7 separate regions of the Mus musculus genome follow, and all the other regions are linked to region 3. A link is a loop called in an ENCODE intact Hi-C map of the cell type or tissue named here. Cell type or tissue: heart. All regions are shown on one strand. Region 1 overlaps Wdr88 (WD repeat domain 88). Region 2 has its middle 12 kb from the start of Gm12781. Region 3 holds the start of Cebpa (CCAAT/enhancer binding protein (C/EBP), alpha). Region 4 overlaps Pepd (peptidase D). Region 5 overlaps Gm38988 (a long non-coding RNA gene). Region 6 holds the start of Cebpg (CCAAT/enhancer binding protein (C/EBP), gamma). Region 7 overlaps Pepd (peptidase D).

Region 1 (4,000 bases), 150 kb after region 3:
CATCGTTAGACTCCTTGATTCTCAAAGTGCATGGAAACACTGAGGCCTAAACAGGGGAATGTGGTTGTATATTTTCTTAAACAAGCAAACAAAAGCCTGTGTACAGGCTTGCCTGCTGACTCTGACTTTCCCCAACCCGTGTTACACAGACCAGACACCACCTTCTCACCTTCTGTTGTCAGCCGTGATGCTGCACTCTAAAACAGGAGCTTTGGGTCGTGGCTCAAAGTCCCAAATCACAGTTCCATCTTCAGCATCCTCCAATCAATGGGAGAGAGGAGAGACAGTGGTCAAGGCTTCTGTATGGAAGTCATGAATGCTGCTCAGCAGTAGTTCCTAGCTTGCCTACAGCAAAGTTCCGGGCTTTCCAATATCCCCAAACAGGAGGGACACTGCATCTTCCACAGCCAGGAAATCCCCCTCACAGTGGCCCAGGCACAGATGGGTCCTGGGCACACTGGGAGGGGACTCGTGATTGTTTGTTCATTTTGTACTGGCCAAAGAGGTTTCTTTCGATCTGTCAATAGCCCTCAAGAACTTCTTCTAATTCCATGCCCTTTGACCCCGTGATTGCACTCTGAGGGGTGCCTCTGGCAGAAATATGTGGTTAAAGCCTTATATAAGTATATGGGCCAGTGAAATAGCTCGGTGGGTAATGGCACTCGCCATCAAGCCTAATGACCTGGGTTCAGTCCCTGGGACCTACGTGGTGGGAAGACGAGAACCCACTCCAGAAAGTTGTCCTCTGACTTCCACATACACACAGTGCAATTTTTTTTTAAACATAATTGAAGACAAGACCCAGGTCCGTTTCTAGCACCCGCATGGCAGATAACAACCGTCTGTGACTCCGATTCCATGGAGATCTGACTTCCTCTTCTGGCCTCTGCGGCCACCAGGCATTCATGCACACGGTGCACACATGAACATGCAAGCAAAACACACATGCACTCAAGTTCCCTACGGCGACAGGGACAGTCAAGAACTGGATAATAAGGTGCTGGGGGCAAAGTCCAAAGGAAGCCAGGTGTTCCCCAACCTTCTCTTGGAGAGCTTGGGGCTCACCATTTACAGCAATAGCCTACACCAATCCACGTAAAGTGTTGTCTACCAGAAAGGTGTACCAGAGCCCAGGACCTGGAAGCTTAAAAAAGCAAGACCAATTCCATGGACACTCTGCCTGGCCCACACTTGAATTCCAGGAAGGCAGTTTGCACAGGCTGTAAAGGTGTGATTATCTGCCTTTATTACATGGGGGACAATCTCCAAAGATGGTAAAGGGCTACTCACCAGACTGGTTCCCAGACTGAAGCCATACCAGTGGCCTTTATGGTAGCCCCAGGCCTGTTGTGAATGCTAAGTTCCACACACCCAGTTCCCAACGCCTGTCCCCTGGGGCATATAGTCACATTCAGGAAATCCCAGGAGGCCCTTTTCCAAGCTCAGTGGAAGATAAGGGCAGCTGGGAGTTCCCCAAATGGAATTCAACAGGGCAGGGCACCCTCGGGCTGGTGTCCTGGGCTCAGGAAGAAGGATTGATGCTGACCACTAGGATCCAGTCTCTCTAGCTTGGCACAGTGCCTCTAGAGCAGTGTTTCTCAACCTGTGGGTCGGGAGCCCTGGGAGGGGGGGTGTCCTAACAACCCTTTCATGGGGGCCACCCTAAGATCATTGGAAAACACAACTCATAACGGTAGCAAAATTACAGTTATGGAGTAGCAATGGGTCACCACAACATGAGGAACAGTGGTAAAGGGTCTTAAGCATTAGGAAGCTTGAGAACCACTGCTTTAGCGGAAAACAACGCCCCCCCAAACCTCCCAACCCCACCTCCACACCCCCCTCCCCACCTGCCCCCCCCACCCCACCCCACCCCCCCACCCCCATGCTTGAGACTGTAAGCTACACAACCTCCAAGTCTGGGCAGAGAATGAAGCGATTGCAAATTCAATAGTGCCCCCATGTGGCCAAAATGAGGAACAGCAACCAAGGACAGAGGCTCGGAGCAGGTTTTCGAGCTTGGCCTTTGGAAAAGCCAATGCCTGAAAAGTCAGTTTGAAGGGTTTTGATTAGGTTTGTAGGAAGTTTTTAATTTTGCTCTCTTTTCCTATTGAGTTTGGTGCCTAGAAGGGCCTTGCGTGTATTAGACGGGTCTTCTGCCCTGAGTTATAGCCCCAACAGAGGGAGTACTAGGGAGATTTTGAAGGAGGCAGAAGGAAAAATCAGGGGAGTGTGACAATGGGTTGGAGGTGAAATTTATGATTCAGTATTTCTGTATGGTTCCAATTCTTTAAGTGTACAGTATACGTGTGTGTGTGTGTGTGTGTGTGTGTGTGTGTGTGTGTGTGTGTGTGTAACAGAAAAACAAAACAAGCAAAAACAAACAAACAAACAAACAAGCAGACACAGCCTTTCAGCCCAGACATGCACAAGTTCCATGAATACTTCTGTTGGGTCAACAGATGAACAGCACACAGTGACAATTACCTGTCCCCTTGCTCGGGAACCCCCGGTGACTACTGAGGGCTGGAAAAGGCCTTATGGATCCCAGAGAAAGTGAGTCCCCGCCCCCTTGCCCCCCCCCCTACTCCCGCAGTGAGATCCTAGCCTCTGGGTGCACAGGTGTCCACAGGGCAGCAGCAGAAGGAAGTATGGAGATCCAGGGGGGGTTGGAGGTGGGCGAGGCAAAGCTTGGAGCAGCCCCACCACACAGCTGGTCCTCTGGGACCTCAAGAGGTGGATAAACCACCCAGAGTCACACAGCCATTGGGTCTCCAATACAAGGTCTGAGCTGACCTGGGATAGTCCCAAACCCTCTGACCTAATCGGTCTGTGCCTTGGCACCAACATATGACAAGATCCTCCTCTGAGGTCATTTGTAGGGTCAGGGGCTCTACACTGTCCAAGTACCCATGCCAGGACCTGAAGCACCCTTGACAATCTTCCACCCTGCCGCTTCTCAACCCAAACCAGAAGGCAGCAGAAAGCCTCAGAACTGAGTATCCTCTCCATGTGGCCCCAGGCCGTGGTCATCTTCAGCCAAGTCCTTGCTGGCCAACATCACCCTCCATTCCTGCTCCCTCCTCTCTGTCAGCCCTGCCATAGACACCTGTCAGGGGCTGCTGGACACAAACACCAAATCCTACAAGCAGAGAGGAGGCAGCCTGGCCTGAATACCACACCCTGTTCCTGGTTTCTCTGCCACTACATAGTCAGGCACTGACCTGCTCCATCTCTCTGGGGCAGAACTCAGACCTGGCCCCCATTTGTCCTCTGTGAATGCCCAAGGCCTGGATATCACCGAAGTGGCAGGAATTCACGTCATGCCTAAGTTCAGTAAGAATTTTATATGGCGTCTAAAAAGCAGGACACTGGAGAGGTGGCTCAGTGGTTAAGAGCATTTTCTGCTCTTCCAGGGGTCCTGACTTCAATTCCCAGCACCCACATTAGGCAGGCCCGCAACTGTCTGCAACTCCAGTTGCAGATGACCCAATGCCCTCCCTGGCCTCCAAGAGCCTATATGGACATAGCGCACACGAGCACACACACACACAAATAAAAATAAAATGAAAACAGGATTGACAAAAATAGTTTAACAGAACTGTACGATACAAGATCAGTATATAAAAACGGAGTTTTCCAGATGCAAAGGAGACCCAGAGAATTAACAGTCTGCCCAAGGGTGTGATGGCACAGGTCTGTAATTCCTGTTTGTGGAAGGCTGAGGCAGGAGGATTGTGAGTTCAAAGCCAACCTTGCCTCAAAAATAAAAAATATGAAAAATTAAGATTGGGACTGGAGAGACAGCTCAGCAGCTAAAAGCACCAGCTGCTCTTCCAGAGGACCTAGGTTCAATTTCCAGCACCCACAAGATGGCTCACAACCATCTCTAACTCCAGTTCCAGGAAGAAGTCTACTGCCGCCTTGTGGCCTCTGTAGGAACTGCACACATGCGGTATGCAGGCAAAATCCCATACGCATAAATAAATATATCGGAAAT
Region 2 (4,000 bases), 450 kb before region 3:
GCTATTATTTTCTTAGACAGCGCCTCACTCTGTTGCCCAGGCTGATCTATAACTCAGTATGTAGCCCAGGTTGGCCTTGTACGCAGAGCATTTCTCTTGCCTGGGTCTCTTGCAAAGCTAGATCTCGCATGTGCACCACTGTACCTGGTTATTCTTACTTCTTATTACTTCAAGAGCCAAGGCCAGAGAGGACAATGGTATGGGTTTAAATGACATCTCCAGCTAGGCATGGTGGTGGGATCCCAGTGCTCAGGAGGCAGAGGCAGGCTGATCTATGTAAGTTTGAGGACAGCCTGGTCTGCAAAGTGACTTCCAGGACAGCCAGGGCTACACAGAGAAACCCTGTTTTGAAAAACAAAGCAAAACAAAACCCAAACAAACAAACAAACAAAACGTGACAGCTCCAAATAGGGAAAAGACATGGGCAGCCTCTGATGGTACATGATTCTGATTCCAATACTACAGGGTGGAGGCAGGGGGATTGTGAGCCAGGCCAGCCTGGGCTACAGAGTCTATTCAAGGCCAGCAGAGGCTATGGTAGCTAGACACTGCCTTAGAAAACAGAAAGAAGGAAGTAAAGAAGAAAAGACAGTAGGGAGAAAGGGGGTGGATTCGAGATACTTTCAAGAAGTAAGACAGAGTGCAGGGGTGGTGGGCTGAGGTGGGAGTCCTGGGAGGGGGGTGCAGGACTTGGAAGAGATGAGGCTCAGGTAGGGTAGGTGATCTGAGGCACCTTCTGGATGTGCTGATACAGATGTGGGGCAGGTGGCTGGACAAGGCAGGGTGGGGGGAGAGCTGCTAGAGGTCAGGGGTGGAGGTGTAAACTGGGAAGCCAGCATAGGGGTGGTGCTGAGCTCTGCCCTCCAGGGGATGCACAGGCAGGTGAGAGGCTGCTGGACTCAGAACACTGGAGGCTGCTGAAGAACCAGTGCCAACCTGTTTAGGGGGGTAGGGGGTGGGGGGATGGGGATGGGGATGGGCGTCGGAGTGGGGGTGGGGGTGGGAGGATATTTTTAGAGAAAGAAGAGATGGAGGAGAGGCCGTGGGGCCATGGGATGCATTTTGGTGGGAAAGACAGAGCAGGGTTGAGGCAAGCCTTGGAGGGCGACTCTGTTTTGTTTATTTTTGAGGGAGGATTGTGCCATGCAGCGCTGGCTGTCTGAAGCTCAGGATCACAGTCTCAAAGCCTCAACCTTCTGAGTGTTGAGATTACATGGTGTGCACCCCTATGCCCTTTTAAATCTTTTATTTTATTTTATTTTATTTTATTTTATTTTTGTTTTTTGAGACAGGGATTCTCTGTGTAGCCCTGGCTGTCCTGGAACTCACTTTGTAACCAGGCTGGCCTTGAACTCAGAAATCTACCTGCCTCTGCCTCCCAAGTGCTGGGATTAAAGACGTGTGCCACCACCACCCCGCTTAAATCTTTTAATTTTATGTTTTGTTGATAGATTAGCCTAAGGACTGTGCTTTGGCGATGTCTTGGAGGAAGAGACAGAGACATAGGGTGGGCATTGGAGAACACCATTGCTTGGAAGGAGAACAGGACCCAACAGAAAATACCTACTTTTGAGGGGCCTACTGGGCTTTCCCATTTATTTAAAATACCAGAAGAGGTGATGCTCATGAAGGTGTGTATGCAATGTGAGCACGGGTGTGTATGTGTGTGTACACGCGTGTGCATGTGCGTTTCCAGTGAGGTCAGAGAATACCTGGTATCTCTCGGATGGACAGTGGAAACCATTGCCTTGCTTGGTGTTGGTAACCCAGCTCTTGGACCCATCTGAGGGATGAGAGAAGCTGAGGTGCTGGGGTGCTTGGTACTCGGGCAGGTTCTTTTGGAACTGGTGGGTTAGAAAGTAGCGTCTGGGGTCTTCCCAGAGATTCTGTGGAGGTTGGTTGAAATCTCATCTTAGGGAGAGGCAATTCTTTCTGCACTGGCTAGCGTCACCCACTCTGGAATGTTGCTGCCACCTGGTGGCCCAGTTAGGGATGCACCGGCCTCTGTTTAGGAGCAGGGACTTGGCCCCACCTGCTGGTTATGAGTGGTTCTGCATCTATAAAGTCCCCGTTGGCGGCAATTATGCTACACTGGAGAAAGAGAAGTGGCTTGTCCTGTCTGCTTGGTACAGGGTTTGAGTCAACCTGTCTGGATTTTGAATGCCTCCCCAGGGTATTTGAGGGAGGGACCCAGGACTTTGGATACCAGTTGTTTCTATCCTGACAATGGTTTCTACATCGAGGGAAGGTCAGCCATTCAAAGATAAAGAAAGGCCTGGTGGGGAATCTGTGTGTGTGTGTGTGTACCCACATGTGTGTCCTAGTGGGGCCCTGGGGGATGGATCACACTTGAGGAGAGGGCCTGAGACTGGACAGCTATTCTCCAACCTTGATTTTTTTTCCCCCAGTGACCCTTCCTAGTGATCAGATGGTCTGCTTTCAGGGAGAATGGTGAGCAATTGGGACAGGACTGAGTAATGAATACAAGGTGCTACCAGAGAGGAAAGGGGACAGAGGACTTGTCCATAGTTCCACCTACACGTATACCCATCATCCAGTCATTTATGTCCATATAGAAGGACATACAGAGAGACAGAGAGACAGAGACACATCCCTGCATGCACATTCTTTCCTGTGTTCCACAGTCTAGCTCAAGGCTGTGAGGCTGGATATACCTCAATGAATTTGAGGCAGGGCCTCAGGGCTGGGCCTATGGCCTTCAGTTGATGGCCATCCTGGGGACCATTAAGGTGGTGCTAATTGTCAGAGTCTTGGGTCTTGTTCCCTCCTCCCTTAAAACTGGTAATGGCTACATTGCATGTAGGTGTGTCCAGCTTAGCTCCTGCTTGGGTGACACTGAAGAGTGACCTTGCGAGGGTTTCTTATTTTTAGCCCATCCCCACATGCTCTCCCTTTCTCTCCCCCACTTCCTTTCTTCCCCTCCCTGACTGCCCCCCACCCCCTCTCTGGCAGTAGCCCAGGGCAATGAGCTGCAGCAGACCAAGTGGCAGTACAGGCTGCCCAGATGGGCCTCTAGGTGTCCTTTGGCTGAGCAGAAGCTCCTAGACACTCTGCCCCAAGCTCTGCCAAATGTACCCACAACCAGAGACACTTTCTCCGTTGTGAATTCAGTTTCGCTAGCGCCTGCTATTTCTGGGCCACAGTTAGCTTTCTAGCTTTCCAGGCTTCTCTAGCATCTCTCACATGGGTCTGCCTAGAGCTGGTTCTGGCTCCAGTCAGGGTGACCTTCTTGGCTTTCTGAGCCTCTGGACATCTGCCTTCCATGAATCTCCTAAACCCCTCTGGCTGTGACTTGATCCTCCTCCCCATCCCTCTGGGTCCTTCCCTATCAGATGGTCACTTCCAGCTGGAACCAGAGGGCAGCCTCACCCTTGCTCAGGGCTCCTGGATGAATGTGGCTCCAAGACAGAAGGCAGCTTCAGTCACTTGTTCCAATCCTGGAAGATTCCAGAGACCACTACAGTAAAGGCAAAATGGAGGTGAATTAGCTGTAGCCAGTATGAGGCCAGCTGGATTCCAGTAGCATCTACTGCCTGGGGGACCTGGTGCTGTCTCTCCTTACAGACCCAACATCAGCTTTGGGAGTGGTCTCCCAGGACGACCTGGATATATCTGCCCCACAGACGGATCCAGAAGGCAGGCAGAGGTTCTCAGCAATCCTGGAGAGACAGGCAAACGGACATCTGCTCCTAATACAAAGTGCTTCCCTCTCCTTGTAGACACAGCCCCAGTCACACTCATACTGTAAGCACCAACAGAGCTCCCACTGGGACCTTTCCGTTGTCACTCTGACTTGTGCCAATTTCAGAATCAGTTCTGGCACCCAACTTAAGGAGAGGTTTCACAGACAGCTCTGCCTTCCCCTCCCCCAAAGCCAGATCCTCAAGGGTGGGTAATCTGTCAGCCTTGAGGTGTTTGATTAGGTGTGTAGATAAGGCTGAGGTCACACTCAGGGTCAGGGATGTGCTGGCTATAGCTT
Region 3 (4,000 bases):
CATGCAGGGACATTTCTCACGAACCCCTGGGTGTTTAGAGCAGTAAAAAGGATTCTGTCAGCGACTGGAGACCTGCAGGCTTTGGGGCGGGACTCCCAGTCCCCGCCCCTCACCTCAAGCACTTATCCCACTTTCTTTGTTGATGACTGTAGTGTGTTCCAGCTTCCTTCAACCCCAAGTCCCTCTGCTTGCATAAGCGAGGATGTCAGCCTCCTGCTAATGTCTCTCTTAGCTAGGAACTTTCTTACAGTGTTCCCTTTCCCCTCAGGGGGAACCAAACAAGCAAACAAATAAACATTATATTTAACTCAGCAGAAAGACTGAAGATTCCTCTCGGCTTTTAAGGATTTTTCCCCAGGGGACACTCCACAGGTAGAGTCGCGTGCATCTGGCCCAGAGAGCGATCCTCTGCTCACACCAGGTTGTTTATTTAGTGTATCTGCTTTTTATTCACTCTGTTCAAAAGCATCAAGCTAAAAATATCTTTTTTATGCGCTCTGCACCGAAAATGAAGCAGTTGAGCCATTAATCACTGAGAATATGTTGAATGAGAATTTGATTAAAGTACAGGATGCGTCCTTCAGACGAAGTCGGTTCTTTACTGTAACCGCAGTGGAAGCACAGCAGACCTCCCTAACAGTTTTTAGCCGCTCCTCTTGGAGCCTCCTGGGCGGATCGCAGGGCCTTTCCTGGCCTAAAAAGGCCATTGCACTGGGGGTCTTGACCTGCGACCCTAGAGCGCAGCAGGTCACGGAACACGGACAAATGGAGTTCGAGAGGACGAAAGGCCTCAGCTCAAGAAGCCGCGGTCTTCGGGGTGCAAAAACGAGAGACGTGGGTGCTCACCAGGCCCCTTCTGCCCCCGGACCTCCGCGGCCGCGATCCAGGTGGAGGGTGAACGAGACGCCACGTGGCTGGGAGCCGATGCACGCAAACTCCTACCCACAGCCGCGAGCCTGTAGGCGGCGCGGCGCGGAGGGCTCCCAAGTGGGTGCTCGAAAGGCTTCGTAGCTAGGAATTGGACACCCGAGCTACCGAGATTAGTGCCCCCATGAATGACAGTAGGGAAAGAAAACTGTGTCTTCAGGCCCCTGGCTATGGGCCCCGCCTGGGGATCACAGTCCCCGATTCAAGTTCACTCCTCTCCAACACCCTGCCCTCTCGCGGCCCCTGTGCGCTCTCCTTAGGGTCCTTTTCCGCGAGGCTCAGAGGACCCACCGGCTGGTCCCGGGCGTGGGGTGGTGGTGTCCCGAACACTTGACTAGAGTGCTCCACGCTGGGTAGCAACGTCTGCCTGGTAAGCCTAGCAATCCTATCGCTCTGGCCTGGAGACGCAATGAAAAAGAAAGTTTTCCAGCCTAGGCGAGTGGACGAGCCAGGTCCACCAGGCTCCGGGGTTAGCGGCCGCCTCCGCTCCCCGCCGGGTCCTAGCGCCCTACTACTCTGAAGAGCCCGTGGGACCCTGTAGTTCTAGAGAAGCTGGGCGAAAGAGAGGTGCTCTGCCTGGAAGCCGTGGGGTCGCGTGGAGTTCAGAGAAAAAGACGCACAATCTCTGCGCTCCCGGCCTCGCCACTCGGCGGTGCGCGCTAGGTTGCTGGTCCAAAGCAGTCTCCAACCTCCCGCGCCGCGGCTCTCCGCCACAGCCTTTTAGAAATCCGGGTGGGAGACAGGCCTAGTCCCAGCTTTTAACACAAGTCTGCACTACGGTAGCTCAAAACCAACATTCTCTCTCCAAACGCTCCCCAACCTCCACCTCCCCTCGCTCGGCCTCTAGATGCTCCCGGGCTCCCTAGTGTTGGCTGGAAGTGGGTGACTTAGAGGCTTAAAGGAGGGGCGCCTAACCACGGACCACGTGTGTGCGGGGGCGACAGCGCCGCCGGGGTGGGGCTGAGCGCTGCAAGCCGGGTTCGCCTTGCAGCGCAGGAGTCAGTGGGCGTTGCGCCACGATCTCTCTCCACTAGCACTATGCTCCCCACTCACCGCCTTGGAAAGTCACAGGAGAAGGCGGGCTCTAAGACCCAGCAGGCACCATCCTACTGGCGCCTTCGATCCGAGACCCGTTTGGACACCAGGGGGCGATGCCCGACCCTCTATAAAAGCGGTCCCCGCGCGGGCCTGGCCATTCGCGACCCGAAGCTGCGCGGGCGCGAGCCAGTTGGGGCACTGGGTGGGCGGCGGCGACAGCGGCGCCACGCGCAGGCTGGAGGCCGCCGAGGCTCGCCATGCCGGGAGAACTCTAACTCCCCCATGGAGTCGGCCGACTTCTACGAGGTGGAGCCGCGGCCCCCGATGAGCAGTCACCTCCAGAGCCCCCCGCACGCGCCCAGCAACGCCGCCTTTGGCTTTCCCCGGGGCGCGGGCCCCGCGCCGCCCCCAGCCCCACCTGCCGCCCCGGAGCCGCTGGGCGGCATCTGCGAGCACGAGACGTCTATAGACATCAGCGCCTACATCGACCCGGCCGCCTTCAACGACGAGTTCCTGGCCGACCTCTTCCAGCACAGCCGACAGCAGGAGAAGGCCAAGGCGGCGGCGGGCCCCGCGGGTGGCGGCGGTGACTTTGACTACCCGGGAGCCCCGGCGGGCCCCGGCGGCGCGGTCATGTCCGCGGGGGCGCACGGGCCCCCTCCCGGCTACGGCTGTGCGGCGGCCGGCTACCTGGACGGCAGGCTGGAGCCCCTGTACGAGCGCGTCGGGGCGCCCGCGCTACGGCCGCTGGTGATCAAACAAGAGCCCCGCGAGGAGGACGAGGCGAAGCAGCTGGCGCTGGCCGGCCTCTTCCCCTACCAGCCACCGCCGCCACCGCCACCGCCGCACCCGCACGCGTCTCCCGCGCACCTGGCCGCCCCCCACTTGCAGTTCCAGATCGCGCACTGCGGCCAGACCACCATGCACCTGCAGCCTGGCCACCCCACACCGCCGCCCACGCCCGTGCCCAGCCCGCACGCTGCGCCCGCCTTGGGTGCTGCGGGCCTGCCTGGCCCCGGGAGCGCGCTCAAGGGCTTGGCCGGTGCGCACCCCGACCTCCGCACGGGAGGCGGCGGCGGTGGCAGCGGTGCCGGTGCGGGCAAAGCCAAGAAGTCGGTGGACAAGAACAGCAACGAGTACCGGGTACGGCGGGAACGCAACAACATCGCGGTGCGCAAGAGCCGAGATAAAGCCAAACAACGCAACGTGGAGACGCAACAGAAGGTGCTGGAGTTGACCAGTGACAATGACCGCCTGCGCAAGCGGGTGGAACAGCTGAGCCGTGAACTGGACACGCTGCGGGGCATCTTCCGCCAGCTGCCTGAGAGCTCCTTGGTCAAGGCCATGGGCAACTGCGCGTGAGGCGCGCGGCTGCGGGACCGCCTTGGGCCGGCCCCCTGGCTGGAGACCCAGAGGATGGTTTCGGGTCGCTGGATCTCTAGGCTGCCCGGGCCGCGCAAGCCAGGACTAGGAGATTCCGGTGTGGCCTGAAAGCCTGGCCTGCTCCGCGTGTCCCCTCCCTTCCTCTGAGCCGGACTCGGTGCGTCTAAGATGAGGGAGTCAGGCCGTGGTGGTTTCTCCTTGAGACCGAGAGACTTTCCGCGGAGCTGAGCTGGGGGCCCGGCAGTACTAGTATTAAGGAAGTAACCTTGTGCCTTGGATACTCAAAACTCGCTCCTTTTCCTACCGAGTAGGGGGAGCAAAAATGTGCCTTGATATTTTATTTGGAGGATTCCTGCTTCCTCTCGGGCCTCAGCTGGCCCCGTGAGAAAAATGAAGGGTGCAGGCCCAGGGCAGGAGGAAGATACAGGAAGCTGAGATCCCGGCAGTGCCCTGAGCTGCCCCTCAGTCCCTGTCTTTAGAGGGGAGGGACTTAGGTGTTGGGGATTTGAGTCTGTGTCCTCACCCCCAGCTACAGGGAGGTGGAGGGCTCCTAATCCCTTGCTTTTTGCACCTCCACCTACATCCCCCCCCCCCCACTCAGCTTACAACAGGCCAGGTTTCCTGGGTGAGTTCATGGAGAATGGGGGCACCA
Region 4 (4,000 bases), 93 kb before region 3:
TGAAATTGATCTGCCAAGCACCTAGCGCGTTTGGTAAATAATAAATCACACTGTTATCCTAACATAAAGCCACGATACTTCATCATAAGGTAGGGGACCAGAATATATGTATAAACTGGAGGCTGTCCCAAAGTTGAGTGCCCCCTGGGACAGAGCATGTGTTCTAGGCACCAAGCACAGGGATGGACTCTGGGTTCTACCTAGCTTTTGACAGGCAAGCTATGTTAACAGTAGTGGAGCTCTTTGGGAAGTCAGAACTGGTTCAGAGCTGTGAGGGGGAGGTGCTAAGTGGCAGCCCCTTCAATCTCTTTCAGTCCAGGAGTGAGTGCACCCACGCTTCTCAGGATATACCCACAGAAGTGCACCAGGAGCCAAGAGGCTCCTCCCTCCCACCTCAGGTTCTCTATCTGTCTGGGGGGGGGGGGGGCTCCTAGATCACCTGGCTCCAAGGGCTCAGAGTCATGAAAGCTGAGGCAGAACTGCAAAGCCAAGAAGGCTGGACGTCTTCCTGCTCTCCGTGTCTCTGAAGTACATTTTCCAGCCCTGGGCCAGGGCACAACACAAATCAGGCCTACCTTATTTGGACAATTTTTTTTTTTTAACAGTTTAACTAGAGTCTCACACTGTAGCCCAGGCTGGCCTTAATTTATACCAGGACCCCCTCTGCCCCGCCATGGCCTCCCAAGTGCTCGGATTACAGGCATGCACCACTGTGCTCATGTAAACCTTAGGTGGAACTAAGAGTCAGATAAGGCCACTTAGCTGTGGGCCACAGTCATCACGCGTGAGGTCTAGCTGTTGCTCAGGCTGGTCTGTGCTGCAGATCAAGTTTGTCAGCCAAGAGCTTCAGGCCATCCCACATCCCAGCCAGTAGCTCCCAGGTCTCTTCCTGTTTCTCTGGGCCAGATCCCATGCCCAGCTGCTATGTAGATCTAGGGAAGGCATGGGAATGTGTGTGGCTTCAGAGTCTGAGCCTCTCGTCAGCTCAGTCAGAGCCAGGGGTCCTGTACATGGCCTGTGGCTGCTGTTAAACCTCTCAGAGTTTTCCTGTTGGCTCCCAGAGCACCTTCCAGCTGTGTCCCTGGAGTTCCCCCTGAACCCACTGGTCAGGTCACCCCCTGCATGAAGCATCGACTGCATTTTGTTTTCTTTTTCAAGGCAAGCAGGCAGGGCTTTGATGACCCAGCTTGCCAAGTGTGGCAGTCTTGTTGGTTGGTGCTTCCAGCTTGTTCATATAATGATGGTGTTGACAAGATCACAGGAGGCCCTTCCTGAGTGGGAGGCCACAGAAGATGCTCCACATTGCATCTAGCTCCAGGCAAGTGGGTGTGAACACATCTGGCTTAGAGAAGCAGGGAAGGAGCCATGGCCCACTGGCTCTGGGTAAGGAGTCGTCCCCAGATCCCCTCTGAGCCCTCCCACAGCCACCTCAGACTGTAGGCATTTAAGCCCACAGACAAAGGCCTCACCTTGGCCAGCAGGAAAAATACCAACTGTGCCTAAACCCACCAGGAAGCAGGGCATCCCAGGTTGAGTCACTCCTGTGCAAGGCTCTCCCACCTGCTTCTCCTGACTCCTATGCAAGCTCACCCCAAACAGCAGACGATATCTCCTCAGTGGGGGCTCTGATTTGAGAAGCAGGTGGGGCATGTCTCCTCAGCAGCTTGCCACCCTATAAGAGGTGCTATGCCCTGTCTCCAAACCCATTAGAGTACATGTGCTCCAGGCCTGGCTGAGGTGTACAGGGCGTTCCAGCACTGGCCAGAAGAGGGCAGTGTAGCTTCAGGACACAGCCAGGTTTTCTGGGTTGTGCTTTGTTGTGCTAACCTGGGGTGTGTGGGGTGGGCCTGCAGTCCACCTAGGAACAGGCCTATCCTAGCTCTGCACTGAGCAGTTTGCCAGTGCCTCCTCCCTACCCATCCCTGCTGTGGCCTCCGGCCTCCTCAGTCTCCCTGTTGTGGTAACGGCCATGTCTAGAGGTCATCAAAACCCAGAGAAATGAGGGTAGTTTCATCCCAGGATAGTCAGTACTTAAGGGCCCCCAGAACTGTACCGCTGTCACTCCATCTGGGTCACAGCTGGAGCCAGGGTGTCGTCCTGGCTGACTTGCTATTGCCATCACAGGTGAGCCAATTCTCAGCCCTGGGCTGCAGATACCAAGGGCTTTAGCAAGACCCTGCATCTCTTGAGCCCTGCATTGGATAAAATGATTGTGCCTGTTCTAGTTGTGGGTTAGACTGCCAATTGTGGTCCTGGGCAGAGTGAATCTGTGCCCGGGTTCTTCCCCTGCTGCAGAGGGCTGGGAGCAAAGGGGTGGTGGTGGTGGTGGTGGTGGTGGTGGTGGTGGTGGTGGTGGTGGTGGTGGTGGTGGTGGTGGTGGTGGTGGTGGTGGTGGTGGTGGTGGTGGTGGTAGAGGAGGAGAATCCAAGGTTCATCTTCTCTGTGCCTAGTATTCCAGTAGACTTTAGAGAATGTCATCCAGGGCTAGCTGCCTGCTGCCAGCCTTAACTCCTATCCCCTTCCCAGCCTTGTTATTTCCAAAGGGATGCTTGGTGACCACTAGGGGGCCCCTCCCAAAGCTTTTCCTAGGGGGAAAATAAGCCAGCCTTTGGGTGAGAGAGTTCTGCAAACACAAGGCCCTGTCTGTCTGGATGAGTTGGCCAAGGCCTTTAGTATCCCATCCCAGAAAACCGTTAGCCTTCAAACTAGAGCTCATATTGTAGATATGCCTCCTTACCATAAGCAGAAGCCCTTCCCACCTGCTTTCTGTCCCTTCTGTTTAGTTTGTCACTGTTTTGTGGCCTCACCCACTCCATTGACGTCACAACCCATGGTTAAAAAGTGCTAGTCTAGACAGTGCTCACAGACATCACAAGACACTGGTCACCCAAAAAGTGAAATGAAGCATGTGCTGTCTGCGTGATAATGACTGCTAGCCTCCTCCTTCCCCTCCCCCACCCACTACAGCTACTGCCCTGGTGCCCAACCCTAGGCCCACAGGGCTGAGGCAGGCAGCAGCTGAGTGCCTGCCTTTGATCCAGGCCACAGTATGGTGCTCTCCGTGGGTCTTGGCCTGGCACCAGTGCTCTGCATCTCTGTGACAGCTCTTAGAGGGCAGTGCTAGTTCTCTGCAAACATAGGGGGACCCCAGCATTGGACTGTTCTCATCAGAGTCTACACTGGGGGTTTGGGGATAGGGACATGCTGCTGGCATGGGGGATCATCCCTGCCTACCTGGTCTCTGAGGAGCACCTGGCGCAGGGGCTCTATAGGAAGAGGTTCCCCCCATGGGTCTATCTGTAACCAAGGGGAGCATTTGAGGGATGGCTCTGCTGCTGCTGCCATTGCTGCCACCCACCACCACCAGCAGCCATCCCTGAGGGCTGGCATGCACAGAGGCCTGGAGGGGAGCTTGAGGTGGGCAGCCGACCTGTGAACCAGAAAGACCTGTGCCCACTGTGGCCAGCCTGGGGCACATACACTGCTGCAGAGACAAAGTGACTGGCTGCCTTCCTTTCTATCTCCTGCTGAGGACTGGGTAGATGAGTATTTTCTGCTGTTTAGAACCCCACCTCTCTCCCTCCAGCCTGGGATGCAGACTGAGAAGTCTGCACAAAGCAAGCATGCTTAACACACGTGCATGTAAGATGTCAGTCTTGGGTGAGAAGCAGCTGAGTGCGTGCTGCATACTAAGATTAAAATGAAGCTACAAGCCGAGTACAAAGTGGCCCTTGTATAAACATTGCCGAGTTTCCCTTGGAGCCCTGCTGCCTGTGAGCTGGCTGGTCCCTGCACAGGGCCTAAGGGAGTTAAGCAGGACCTGGATAGGGTCTGGGTGGGCCAGTGGTGGCAGGTAGCCCAGGCCTGGAGCTGCCCCATGAAGAGCCAGCATAAGACAGAACGTTCATCCCGGCCAGAACCATAGCCATAGGAACACATGTGGGGAAGAGACGCCAGCACATTGCTTGAAGACATGTCATCTCCCAGATGTCTCAGATTA
Region 5 (4,000 bases), 50 kb after region 3:
GGTATCCCCAGTAGATCTACCAGCAGACAGTGTGCAGGAGTCCCCCAAGTAGAACAGGACGAGTGTGCAGGGCAGGAGTGGACACATCTGTGGCCCCCTAGCTGAGTCACAGGGGGTACAATCCAGGGAGCACACTGGAGACCTCTAAGTCCCCCCTCTCTCATTCCCAGTCCAAGCTGCTGGGTCTCAGGTTGGTGGTTGTGGGGAGGACTTGCAGCAGGAAGGAGCCTCTGGATGAGAAAGTGCCTCCCCATCCTGGGGGCTTGAGGCCTGGCCCTAATGTTGGCTGTATGACATCTCCCACTACACCCTATTTCAACCAGACCATGCTGAGAATGAGGCTGTGAGCCCCAGAGTCCAAGCACAAAAGTTTGGCACTACTAGGTGGCTTTGGGGACATTGGAGACAAAGCAGAAAGCACCCTGAGGCTGGAGCCCCCAAAGCCCCAGTCTCAGCCTCTTGAAAGGCCTTTTAAATCTTTCATGCATAGCATCCCTGGGCCCTGGAGCTCCAAGGGGCCTGCATGCAGAGCCTCCACTGTATGTGTCAGCCCCTAGTTTGGAGGAAAGGAAAGAGACTGGGAGTACAGGGACAGATAGCCTCCCACCCTCCCTTCTTCTCAAAGCCTGGTCCAGAGCCAGGGAACAGTCCCTCACCCACCCCAGAGACCAGGGCAAGGATTGGTGGAAAGACCAATAGGTTCAGGGGTCACCATGTGTGGCCAGGTCACAGGTCAAAGATCTGCTGACAGTAGACTGGAAGATATTGATCTACAGGGGGGAGGTGACAGACCTCTGACCCCTGCCAAGGACTGTGGGCAAGGCTGGTGGTCAGCAAGCTGGATTCCACGCAGCCTCCCATGGCCCCATGTCTCTCAACAGCAGGCACAAAAGACGGTGATACAAATGATTTCATTGTCACCCTTGAACTGATGTACCAGCATGCGGGCCAGGGGACAGCAGGGACCAGAGGTCATGTGCTCTAGCTTCTCAAGCTCTCACAGGTTTGAGACAACTGAAGAATCGAAGGAACTGAGAAGCCCTGCCTTGCTGGGCCTGTTGGCACATGCCTTTAATCTGAGCACCTGAGAGGAAGAGGCAAGTCGATGTTTATGAGTTCGAAGCCAGCATGTTCTACGTAGTGAGTTCCAGACCAGCTAAGGGTTACATGGAGAGACCCTGTCCAAAAAAAAAAAAAAGGAAAAGGAGGAGGAGGAGGAGGAGGAGGAGGAGGAGGAGGAGGAGGAGGAGGAGGAGGAGGAGGACTCCAGCAGGGACCAAGGTGTCTTTAAGGCAGCAGCAAGCTGAGGGTTGAGTTGCTCAGCTTCAGGCTGCCTCCGTGGCTCTCCCAACCCTCACAGTGACCGTAGCATCCACCTCGGTTCTCAGTCCAGTTCACTTCTCTAGACTGCAGGAGGAATTTCTGCTCCTCAACCCCAGACAGCTGCAGAAGGCAAACCTGGAGAATACACCCTGCTCTGACAGGCCCAGTCACGGCTGGACACTGTAGCTGCCCCTCAGTCCTCCCGCCAGTCCAGAGGGGGCAGAAGAGACAGGTAGGAAGAGCCTCCCTCCCCAGATAAATTCACCTGGAGGGTCTTTCTCCACCTACCTACAAGAGCCTAGGAAGAGAGAATGTGAATGTATATGAGTGAATGTGTGCATGTGTTCTTTGTGTGTGTATGTGAGTGTGTGTGTGTGTTATTTATGCATGTGTGTGTGTTAGTGTGCATCAATGCATGTGTGTGCATATATATTTGTATGCTCACATATGTATTTGTGTGCGCATATGCATACGGGTGCATTTACTTGTACTGGCATGTGTTTGGGTCCTTTCCAAGTTTGGAATGGCCCCCTTCGAGGCTCTGACTAGAAGAAACACTGTAGTTGTTCCTTGCAATGGCTTGGCCCCAACTTAGGAACTTACCAGTCCCTGTAGTCCTGGCCTTGGCCAGCGCTTCTAGAGCTAAGGGCTACTGACCAGTGTTTGCCAGCTGGCAACATGGTCAGAGGGCAGCTCTGTCCCTTGGGAAGACATGTGGTAGCCCCTGGCTCAAAGCAGACCCAGGCTGGAGGTCACCAACACTAAGGCAAAAGCACACGTGAGTCCTCTTGGGTCTGCAGCTTCAATATAACCAGTGCCTGGCTAGGATTTCCTCCTGGCAGTGACACCTACCGGGCATGTCAGGTACTGCGGACTGAACTCCCTTTACGGGAACACGGTCCCACCCTTCAGTGTACAAGAGTTGAAGTTTGTCTGGTGGTGCTCCCAGAAGCCTCTGGGGTTCCTTCAGGTCCTTTTGGAGCCCCCCACCCCCACCCAAACACACACTAGAGGCGTACGGCTCCTTAACCTCTCTCCTTTAAAGCGGGGCATTGGTTTAATGCTTTTCAAAGACATTTCTCTAAAAGTGTCTTAAAATCTCTTGGCTAGCTTTAGCTGTGCACGTCTCCATAAAACCTCTCCGTCTGAATGATGAGATGGAGTTTAATGCGTTTACAAGTCTGCTGTCCCTTAAAATGTTTATGAAGTCACTTAAAGGATGTCACATATGCCCAATGCAGGGGAGAGCTGATATAAATATCTCGTGGAGATCAAAAGAGCCTAGGAGAGTCCAGATCACCCCTAAGCTGAATGATTTCCACGGCCCAAACTTGGGAATCTCCCAGTAGCAGTGTTGCCTAGCAAGGGGTGGGGATGGGGTCCTAATAGCAAGATATCCCAACTGCCAACTAGCTCCTCTCCTAGATGGGACAGCACCTTGAAGATCTGGTGCTCCTTGAGTGAGGCATCTCCTTTTCTTTATCATGAAGTTTTCTGACTCCTGCATGTCCCCAGAGTCATAGGTAGTGGAGCTAAGGGATACTGACCAGTGCCTGCCAAGTTGCGGTGTGTGCCTGAAATCACTAAATACAACTTGCTGAAGGTAAACCACAAGTAACGGGGCCATAAAGCGAGGCAGCTTTGCAGTGGTCTGTGGCTTTGCAGCTCGGGCCTCAGGCTGTCTCCAAATTCTAGCCCAGACAGGCCATAAGAAGTTTGCCCATGAAATTTTCTACAGGGAATGGGTGAAAGCTAAGCTAAGGCCCAAACCTTTGTCCTGCCATGGCCAGATGAGCTCAGGAAGGAGAGAGTCAGCCTTGTACAAAATACCCTACTCAATTCATTCATTCATTCGTTAGCTCGTTCCCTCATTCATTCATCTGTTACTATGCACTAACACTGAACTAGATTGTACGAGCTAGGCTCTGCCTCAGTGAAGAAAGCAGGGTGTTCAGCTCATGGGATGGTGTGGGCAATGGGAGAGATGAGCAATACAAATAGGTAAGAATCAGGCCTGGTGGCACAAGCCTGTAATCCCATCTACTTGAGAGGCTGAAACGGGAGGGTCACGAGCTTTAGGATAGTGTAGACTATAGAGTGAGTTCAAGGCCACCCTCGACAGTCTGGTGAGACCTTGTGTCACGAAACAAAAAGTACAAAAGGGGTTGGGTTGTGGCTCACCGGTAGAGTGCTTTCTCAGGATCCAATAGCAAAGAGCTGTAATGTAGCCTGGTACAATGTAGCCTGGTGGTAGAGCACTTGCCTAGCACGGATGTAGGTCTCCAGTTCAATACTTCAGTGCTAAAAGAATAAAATAAAATATAATTAAGCAAAATATCTAGAGTTTCCAATGCCAATCAAAGGGAGATGCAAGACAGGCTGAGGAGAAAGAGCTGAGATGGGGGTGCGCTGTTCAAAGGAAAGGTCGGAGCAAGTCTCATTCTTAAGAGAGGGAGAGGATGGGCTCTGGGAATTTATGAGAGAAGACCAAGAGAACAGCAAGGATAGAGATCCTGAGACAGGATGGAGCGACTTAAGGAGTGGTGTGGCTGGTGCCAAGTGGGTGAAGGGGTGACAGTGAGGTTTCTGGGTCACTGATATAGTTGAGTCTCTGGGCTTATTAAATTGCACGCAGCAGAGGTTTGAGAGCTGAGACAGGCCACCCCTGTCCTGCCTA
Region 6 (4,000 bases), 63 kb before region 3:
TAAACAAAAATCTATAGTCCTTCCTAATGCCACAGAAATTACCTCAGGCTGACATCATCTCCCAGGGGCCCTAGTCTCAGGTGTAGCAGCCTGAGCTCCCTCCAACCACTCACTATCTAGACTATCTAGAACAATAGTTCTTAACCTTCTTGATGCTGCCACACTTTAACACAGGTTCCTCATGCTGTGGTGACCCCCAGCCAGTTATTTTCATTGCTACTTGAGACTTTTGCTATGGTTATGAACCATAATATAAATATCTGTGTTTTCAGATGTCCTTAGATGACCCCTGTAAAGGGTCAGTCATTAGACCGACACCCCCCCCCCCAAGAGGTTGCTACCTGCAGGTCGAGCAGTCTACCATTCAAACCTAACTATGTCACATCATCCTACTAAAACTAAATGTCTGTGACTCCAGACTACAGGATCAAACCCAAGGTCCTAACCCTCTCTACAAGTTCTGCTCCCTTATGCTCAACTCAAGGCCACTACTTAATACATTCTAAATGGTCTCTGTTTTCTCTTTTCTTTGTGCTTTTCTTATCCAATCTGCTCCCTGAGTTTCTTTGGCAACTCCAGATCCCTGGAGACTGTTGGAGGCAGAGTCCACAAGAGAGAGGCGACTCCTTCAAGGAGTTCAGTGTAAGTTGTCCACTGGAGTTGTGAAGAAAACATACACTTACTTGGATGTTATCTTTTAAATACTCATATGCTTGTTTGAATGTTATCCTTTAAACCTATTTATAGTACTAGTTAGCACATTCAAAACAAATTGTTTATAAATATATATTTATTAGGAGTTCCTGTTCAGGTTTTTTCCCCCTCTTTAATGGCAGGGCAGGGCAACGGAATAGGGAAAGGACCAACAAACTTGCTAGTGTAAGAACCTATGTACCCACCCCTCTGAGGAAAACCTAAAATCGCTCCAGGACTCATTACTGTGACTGAGGCAACTTTTGACCAGGTCCTGTGTCTCCCACGATCTCTAGAGGGACTGTTCCCAGGGACTTTCCCAGGGTGTATTTAATTCACTAGGGATGAAAGCACCTCTCCAAGATCACAGTGCTGGGACGACAATCATGACAGGTTGTGAGAATTTAAAGGATATTGGGGAGAGGGGAGGGAGGAGGTCTGTTCCCACCTATTTGTTTCTGATAGGTCATAAAAATAACTGAGTCAGTCAAGCATGTCCATCAGACTCAGGAAACAGGCTCAAGCTTTTTTTCAGCTCAGTAGCATCCTGTCATTATTTACAGTTTTTCAGGAACAGGGAAATGACCACAGGGATAGCTAGCTTATCATTACTACTACTCAAGTGGCCATAGATGAACAGACCTTAGAGCGCTTTGAAGGCTAGAAATGTGGCTCAGAGGTAGAGGGGCTTGCCTACCATACTCTGAATTCTTCTATGTACAATTTCTCAATAGAGAAAGACCTTATGGTGCTTTGTTTCAAATTCCCTCTGTGAGACAGGTCTGCACTCAATGATAATATATTCAAATAAGGATTCAAGTGGGTGGAAACTCAAGAGACACAACACCCAGCTGTTGTGCAACCCACAAAGGTTAAAACCTTTCTAAATTTGATACATCTTATGATGCAGTTTACAAAGAAACAAACAAAAAAGCAAGAAGGAGCAGAGCAAAACAAAGCATGCCAACCTTCTTAAGACCAGAAATACACAAGCCCACTTGGAAAGAGAAACAATTCTCACACCCGCATGCCCAACTTCCCCACCTGGATACCTCCGCTGGCTCTTTTCCCGAGCTCCCTCCAGGCGAGCTAAGGAAAGGCTTCATGGCTTGACCTTCTGCGTCTGGTGCGCGATCATCTAGGATGTCCTCCCCCTCCCAGTGAACTGCAGGACACACGACCGCGTCCAAAAAAACAAACGAAATCTCCCTCTTGCAACGTTACGTGTGTAAAAACTCGAGTGCCTTCCCTAGATGACCACTAGGTTATTAACTCCAAATAGGACCCGGGCCATCCCCCCCAGACCGAGCCGTTTGGGAAGCCGACAGGAAGAGAGTCCTAGGTGGCTCCAAAGTAAGATTCGGTCCACCTTCTATTCTAGGAACACCCTCCATCCCTAGGGGCCAATGCGCGCCAGGCTTGTCACGCTGCACGTCGCCGAGGGGCAGGTTCTGGAGGGACCACCTGGTACTCCATCCCTTCCCCGACTGTGGTGAGGGGGCGCCCGGGGGAGCGCGGGGGTCGGCGCCAAGCGCGGCGGCGCTGGGCCGTGGCCAGGGATGAGCTCAGCCCCGCCGGGTGTTGCCCGCAGGTTGCATCAGACGCCGCTCCGGGCCCCCGCCCGCGCCGCCAAGCCGCCAGGAGCCTTCCGGGCCAACCTGCCGAATCGGGCAGGGCCGGGTCTCCTCCGGCCGGGTCGGCGCCTACGCGAGCGGCGGGCTCGGCCGCGGCCTCCTCCCCCAACCCCTCCGAGCTACAACCCGCGGCCTCCTTACCTGCGCCTCCGGCCGGCCCGCCCGCCCCCAGACGGCCTCCACTCCGAGCGGCCCCGCGCGGCGCGGCCCGACCCGACCCGACCCAGGCCTCGCAGCCCGCGAGTCGGCGAGGAGGAGCGACGGTTACGAAACCGGCAACCTCCGCCCGTTCCGCCACCGCGGCCACCGGTTTTCCCCGCCTCTTCGGGTCCGCGCGCTGCCGCCGCCGCCGTGACCAATAGAAGCGCTGCTTGGAGAACGACGCGCTCGCCTCTAGAGATGGGCAGCTCCACCAGCCAATCACAGGCCGTGTGCCGGCGAGAGGCGGGCGCGCGGCGGAACGGGCGTGGTGGGCGTGGCAGCACCGGCGCTGGCTGGAGGCGCGCTCGGTGGTTTCCCCCTTAGGCTGTCGGTGGTGGCAGGCGGTGGCCCTGAGCCTTGGGAGTGACCCATGGCAAGCAAAGTTCTATCAGAGTTACGAGGGCCTCACCTGCCTTAGGGAAAAGACATTTCCTCAGGTGGATTTTTGAGTTAGGGTGGGTTTTTTGTTTGTTTAGGCCTCACGGCCCTGAGGCATCTGCACATTTATTTTGATAAAAGCACGTTAAGGAAAAACTGTCCAGTGCTAGGGTTAGCACTTGTCAGACGCTTGACAACAGCAGACTGTGGCTGCCGAACAAATCACGATTTCCAAAGTGTGCTCACCTCCGGAGAGCAGATGATGGATATGAGGTGCTCTCTTAAAAGTGACAAGTGGTCCAGCCTGGGTCTCCCGGGAACAGTTCACAAGAGAATCAAAAAGCGGGTTTTTTTGTTGTTTTGTTTTGTTTTGTGTTGCTTTTTGTTTTTGTGTTTTGAAAAACAGGAAGCAGCGCTGGGTGGAAGGCAGAGCCTGCCCGAAAGGTTTGATTGCTTCCTCTTTAGCAATGCTTATCATTCAAAACTCTCTGGCTTTCAGAAGGGAAATGTTTCTTCATCGCCAAGGCCAGGAGAGCAGCTCTCCACATAAGACTTCGAGGAATCCCTGAGAGATGAAAATACCTGAAAAAAAAAAAGTCAACCACAGAGAATGACCCCTGATAACCCCATGCACACTTGGGGAGCTAATGTCTCAAAACCAGTCAGTATGTTTCTTTAGGTTTGGATCGCTGTGTTAAGAGCCATTTTTTTCCCAAGACTTAGCACTATGAAAGGTGAACCGTGCTTTGTTTCTCACAAAGACCACGATTTTACCCCTAATGTTTTCTAGTCATATAAAAACTATCGAAAATAAAAACATCCTTGCATGTCATATGTATATTGAGTTAGCCTCTTTTTTGCCAGCCGCTCTGCCAGCTGCATTCTGTGTTGTGTCTAGGCAAGCCTTCCACAGCCAGCAGTCAATGCCCAGGAGTCTTGAGATTTCCTCTTTAGCTGATATCCTGTAATTCTTTTCCTGATTACAAGAACGGTATGTGCTAAAGTGTGGACTAAGAGTCAGCAATGGAAGAAGACAAACACACTGTCCCTGCCCACAGGGAGCTTACTCTGAGAACTACAGAGACATGATTCAA
Region 7 (4,000 bases), 74 kb before region 3:
CACAAGCAGATACTTACAGGCCAGTACTGGTGGTAACAGGCCTGTCTGATGTCAAGCACCTGTCCCTTCCTCTAACGAAAAGGTTGATTTAGCCAGGACCAGCCATTTCCACTTGAGTTGCTTGGAAGAAAAGACAAGGAAGGCCCTGCAGGCCATGCAACCTCCTAAGAGCTCTTCTGGCTTCTGTGTTTGGCTTCTGACCTGCGGAAGGGCCGGAGCAGCCAGATACCCAGCCAGTCTTAGGCCCACCTGGCAGCTTGCCCTGCATGTGTGCATTATCAATGTCCTTAGGCAGATCTGAGGGTAGCCAGAGTCAAAATGCCCAATACAGAGGTATGTACAGAGGGCAGGTTTGGGTGGCCCAGACTAACAGGGTTAGACTGCGCTGGAGCCAATCCTGTCTGGTCACCTCTCAATGAGCCAGTGACCCTGGTAGCCAGCCCTGGGCCTATCAGTTGGGTCCCCCCACCTTTCCTCTCTCCACAGGGTGTAGAGCGCATCGATGAACCTGGCCTGCGAAGCCTGCGTACGGCAAGGCACCTGGAGCCGGGCATGGTGCTGACTGTGGAGCCAGGCATCTACTTCATTGACCACCTCTTGGACCAGGCCCTGGCAGACCCGGCCCAAGCCTGCTTCTTTAACCAAGAGGTCCTGCAGCGCTTCCGCAACTTCGGTGGGGTGAGTAGCTGGGAGCCCCACGTTCTTATCCCCAGAATGTCCACTACCCCATGCTTGTCACTTGTGCCACAGGAAAAGGTGGAACGACAGCCAGCCCCTGTATGTGGGCTGTCACCAAACAGGTGCTCATCTGTCAATAGACAGAGATTCTCCTAAAAGCCCACCAGGTCCAGAGGCTCCATGTAAGCGTGTACTACACAAGCAACAGGCCTTGTCTTTCCCAGAGGCTTTGAGACCAGTCTGTCTTGTCACAAAGCTTTCCAATCCCTCAAAAAGCTTCTCCCAGGTGGCATGGTCAGGTTGGAGCAGTTTGGCATGGTTACAGTGGCATCCTATCTGTCTGGCCCAGGTGCGGATCGAGGAAGATGTTGTCGTGACTGACAGCGGCATGGAGCTGCTGACATGTGTACCCCGGACTGTGGAGGAAATCGAAGCGTGCATGGCAGGCTGCGACAAGGCATCTGTGCCCTTCTCTGGCCAAAAGTAGAGCCAGCTGAGACACTCAGTGAGACTGGGCCCTGGCCTTGTAAGCTCTGTGATGTCAGCCTGCCCATGGCACCCCAAAAGCAAGATCCTGGAGATCACATTTGATCCTACCAAAACCACTGCTGCTGTTTCTGAGAAAAGAAAGCATTTTATTCACCTGCAAGATCACATCCCTAGCTTTGATTTTGCTTAAATGATAGGGACTTAAGAGTGCTGATTGAAGAAAGATCCTATTCTTAGGTCTAACTCGATTTTTGTGCTCAGGGAAGATGCACTGATGTCTTCAAAAAAAAATCAACATGCAGAATGGAATTTGCAATAAAGGCTTTTCTAAAACTGGCTCTTTCTGCCCATCTTCCTCTTCACTCCTTCATAGAAGACAGCATGGAACTGTGGCCCAGGATGATGGCTCACCAAGTGTCAGCCTTGAGTCTGTTCCCAGGAACACTGTTAGCACAGGCCCTGTGCCTTCTGCTTCTGCCTTAGACTGGCCTGGGAGAACCAGGGGAGTCCTCTACACAAGCTTTCATTGAGCTCCAGGAATTCTGCCAAAGTTAGTGCAATACTGTCACCTGCTGTCAAGATTCCTATGCAGACAGGCACCAGAACCGCTGGAGCATTTGGTAAGAGGTTCTGGGACCTTGATTTCATTTTTCTACTAGCAAAGACAGCTAGCACAGGTCAGCAGCACTGCCTAAGGCAGCAGCATGGCAAAGGAGGGCCTACCACCACAAGTCTACCGCCCCAATTCTATTAGCTATGCCCATGTGGACCACCTGTCCTCCTCTCTGCTTGACAGTGTGTCTGATGCTCCTAGAGCCCTGCCTAGCCCCACAGCTGGCTTCTAAAATTCTGATGGTTGCAGGTTTTTCTTTGCAGCATGTGGCTCAGTAGGGTCCCTCTCTAGCACTGACATGCCTGTTATCCCAGGACTCGGGAGGCTGGAGACCGAGGATCAGGAACCCAAGATCATGAGACCCTATCTTAAAACAAAAGCAGTCTAGACTACACAGCAAGTTCCAGGTCAGCTAGGACTACATAGAAAGATTGTTGACTCAATAAACAAACGGACAGACGGACGGATGGATGGATAGATTTAGAAATAAGACAAAACTAATGGAAAAAACAAAAACCTGGTCCAAGCTAGAGACTTCAAGCAACCACTGAAGGGTTTATTTACTACAAATTGGCTTCTTCCTATGCTATGGCAATGACAAAAAAGTACTTATGATGTGGCCACATTAAAATAAAAAGCCACCAAAAACCAAATGCCAATCTAAGTCCCAAAGCACCACTTATCTCATTTACTTCTTAGGTTTACAACACCCATTCTTAGGGTTCTGGTTGGTACAGATGGGTCCATCCCCTCGGCCACCAGAGACACAGCAGTCTGAGTAAACACAGGCTCACTCTACCCATGTTCCTAAAGCTGTGCCCTGTCCTCCAACCTCTGCAGAAATTTGTATAGCTTCAAAAATGGATTACAGACTCTTCCAGAAAGTTCTACGGTGCTAAAGCCTTCCCCACACTCTAGAAGGGCCCAGTATTAATTGAGCATCTATACCATGAGATATGCACATAATCTGACAGGAATGGCCTTGTACTAGACTCGTTTAGACCGAGACTAAACCAAGAGGTCTAAAGTGAAAAGCAAGAGATACTGCACTCTAAAACAGAAAGAGCTGCAAAAGGTAGCAGGGAGAATGGAGGAGATAGAGGTGCTACATACCATCACCGGGGAGCACTGGGGAGCACGGGGGAGCAGGAGGTTCTAGAGAGCATATGATACACTGACACACAGGAAGAACTACAAGGCATCAAGTCCATGCAGGAGAGGAGGGTGGCTCTGAGGGAGGCAGGACTGGGTGGCAGGGTCTGAAGCAAGCAGGTACACTGAGGTAAAATGTGAGCTTGGTGCTGTAGATAAGCACTGACAGCTGTTTCAAAGGGAGGGGCTATGAAGGACTGACTGGGGCAAAAGACAGCCTAGGGGTGGGGCTTTTTTAATGTACAAAATACAGTTACAAACGCTTCAGACACGTGATAAGAACTGGTCATTCTAAAAGTATTTTTTATTAAGACCTGATTTTGTCACAAAGTATAAACTTCTAACACAAGTTACTAGGAATAAACGAACTAGAGCAGGAGCTCCAGCTCTGTTGCTAGAGCTCACCTAGCACACACAAAGCCCCAGGTTCAAGACCCAGTGTCATATACAAGTAGTGGTACATACCTGTAATCCTAGCACTTGAGAGGTGGAGGCAGGAAGGCCAGAAGTTCAAGGTCATACTTGGCTGAATATCAAGTTGAAGGCCAGCACTGGCTACAAGACCATCTCACTAAAACTGAAAAACAAACAAAAAATTACAACGAAGTCAAAGGAATTCTGTTCTGCACCACCCATAGAAATTATTTTCTTTTTTTTCATTTTTAAGACAGGGTCTCAATGGTACTCAAACTCAAATTGGCCTTAAACTCAACCTTCATCTCTGTAATACTGGGGTTACAGGTGTATACCACCATAATCAGCCACACAATTTTCACAACCACACAACAATTAGAAACTTATTTCCCCAAACACGAAAAGACTAAAAGGACCAAAGTAAAGCGTCTAAATGGCCTCTTCCTGCCCCACCCCCCACCCCCAACACACAATTCTGTTTCTTAGAGTCTTGTTTTATTTCTGAAATCAGCCAGTACACTTCCATATCCAGGCATATACCCTGTGTAAGTCAAGATGGTATTCATACTCTAAAATGTAGTGTTGGGGATACACCTCAAATGGAAACCATAGGCTAGGACCCACCAGGACACAGGCAGCCCTTTCATCCTGCCC

The links. A loop is a pair of places that touch in the nucleus more often than their neighbours do. Peaks named below come from ENCODE experiments on the same cell type or tissue, not always from the same donor. Only the 100,000 strongest peaks of a DNase experiment are listed, where the experiment ranks them.
Region 1: it touches region 3 in a loop (3.0-fold over the local background); 4 of 42 quality-filtered maps call a loop at or near these places.
Region 2: it touches region 3 in a loop (2.0-fold over the local background); 2 of 42 quality-filtered maps call a loop at or near these places.
Region 4: a loop joins it to region 3, with 5 times the contacts of the local background. A loop is called at or near these places in 14 of 42 quality-filtered maps.
Region 5: a loop joins it to region 3, with 5 times the contacts of the local background. A loop is called at or near these places in 22 of 42 quality-filtered maps.
Region 6: a loop joins it to region 3, with 6 times the contacts of the local background. A loop is called at or near these places in 15 of 42 quality-filtered maps.
Region 7: it touches region 3 in a loop (2.7-fold over the local background); 13 of 42 quality-filtered maps call a loop at or near these places.

Annotation. Positions count from the first base shown.
Region 1 is chr7:35,262,955-35,266,954 of GRCm38, forward strand. Wdr88 (WD repeat domain 88) reads right to left here. Exons shown (of 11, transcript NM_001370886.1): 3 at 170-258. It also overlaps a transcript of Gpatch1 not described here. Among named protein-coding and RNA genes, the nearest start is that of Wdr88, 11 kb to the right of the region's middle. In heart, CTCF peaks have their summits at 1,997 (motif pointing left) and 3,932 (motif pointing left); no DNase peak of the experiment used is centred here.
Region 2 is chr7:34,670,135-34,674,134 of GRCm38, forward strand. No RefSeq gene overlaps it. Among named protein-coding and RNA genes, the nearest start is that of Gm12781, 12 kb to the left of the region's middle. In heart, a CTCF peak has its summit at 1,996 (motif pointing left); a DNase peak (open chromatin) is centred at 1,977; H3K27me3 peaks cover 1,759 bases.
Region 3 is chr7:35,117,172-35,121,171 of GRCm38, forward strand. Cebpa (CCAAT/enhancer binding protein (C/EBP), alpha) reads left to right here and starts at 2,122. Exons shown (of 1, transcript NM_007678.3): 1 at 2,122-4,000. The coding sequence starts at 2,248. The coding sequence ends at 3,327. In heart, CTCF peaks have their summits at 1,074, 1,291, 2,077 (motif pointing right) and 2,287; DNase peaks (open chromatin) are centred at 1,310, 2,000, 3,000 and 3,450; H3K4me3 peaks cover 3,911 bases; H3K27ac peaks cover 2,244 bases; H3K27me3 peaks cover 2,337 bases.
Region 4 is chr7:35,024,330-35,028,329 of GRCm38, forward strand. All of the region lies in intron 11 of Pepd (peptidase D), which reads left to right. All of the region lies in intron 1 of Gm35484 (a long non-coding RNA gene), which reads right to left. Among named protein-coding and RNA genes, the nearest start is that of Gm35484, 2.9 kb to the right of the region's middle. In heart, CTCF peaks have their summits at 1,769 (motif pointing right) and 2,559 (motif pointing right); DNase peaks (open chromatin) are centred at 1,772, 2,102, 2,892 and 3,872.
Region 5 is chr7:35,167,418-35,171,417 of GRCm38, forward strand. It overlaps Gm38988 (a long non-coding RNA gene), which reads right to left. Exons shown (of 4, transcript XR_003946743.1): 3 at 3,505-3,624. Among named protein-coding and RNA genes, the nearest start is that of Gm35889, 11 kb to the left of the region's middle. In heart, a CTCF peak has its summit at 2,179; a DNase peak (open chromatin) is centred at 2,164; H3K27me3 peaks cover 2,659 bases.
Region 6 is chr7:35,053,908-35,057,907 of GRCm38, forward strand. It overlaps Cebpg (CCAAT/enhancer binding protein (C/EBP), gamma), which reads right to left and starts at 2,659. Exons shown (of 2, transcript NM_009884.3): 1 at 2,469-2,659. Gm45095 reads left to right here and starts at 1,576. Exons shown (of 2, transcript XM_030243153.1): 1 at 1,576-2,185; 2 at 2,285-3,738. The coding sequence starts at 2,100. The coding sequence ends at 2,852. In heart, a CTCF peak has its summit at 1,990; DNase peaks (open chromatin) are centred at 584, 2,074, 2,734 and 3,898; H3K4me3 peaks cover 2,433 bases; H3K27ac peaks cover 1,701 bases.
Region 7 is chr7:35,043,204-35,047,203 of GRCm38, forward strand. It overlaps Pepd (peptidase D), which reads left to right. Exons shown (of 15, transcript NM_008820.2): 14 at 487-678; 15 at 1,028-1,505. The coding sequence ends at 1,165. It overlaps Cebpg (CCAAT/enhancer binding protein (C/EBP), gamma), which reads right to left. Exons shown (of 2, transcript NM_009884.3): 2 at 3,219-4,000. Among named protein-coding and RNA genes, the nearest start is that of Gm45095, 10 kb to the right of the region's middle. In heart, a CTCF peak has its summit at 1,746; a DNase peak (open chromatin) is centred at 278.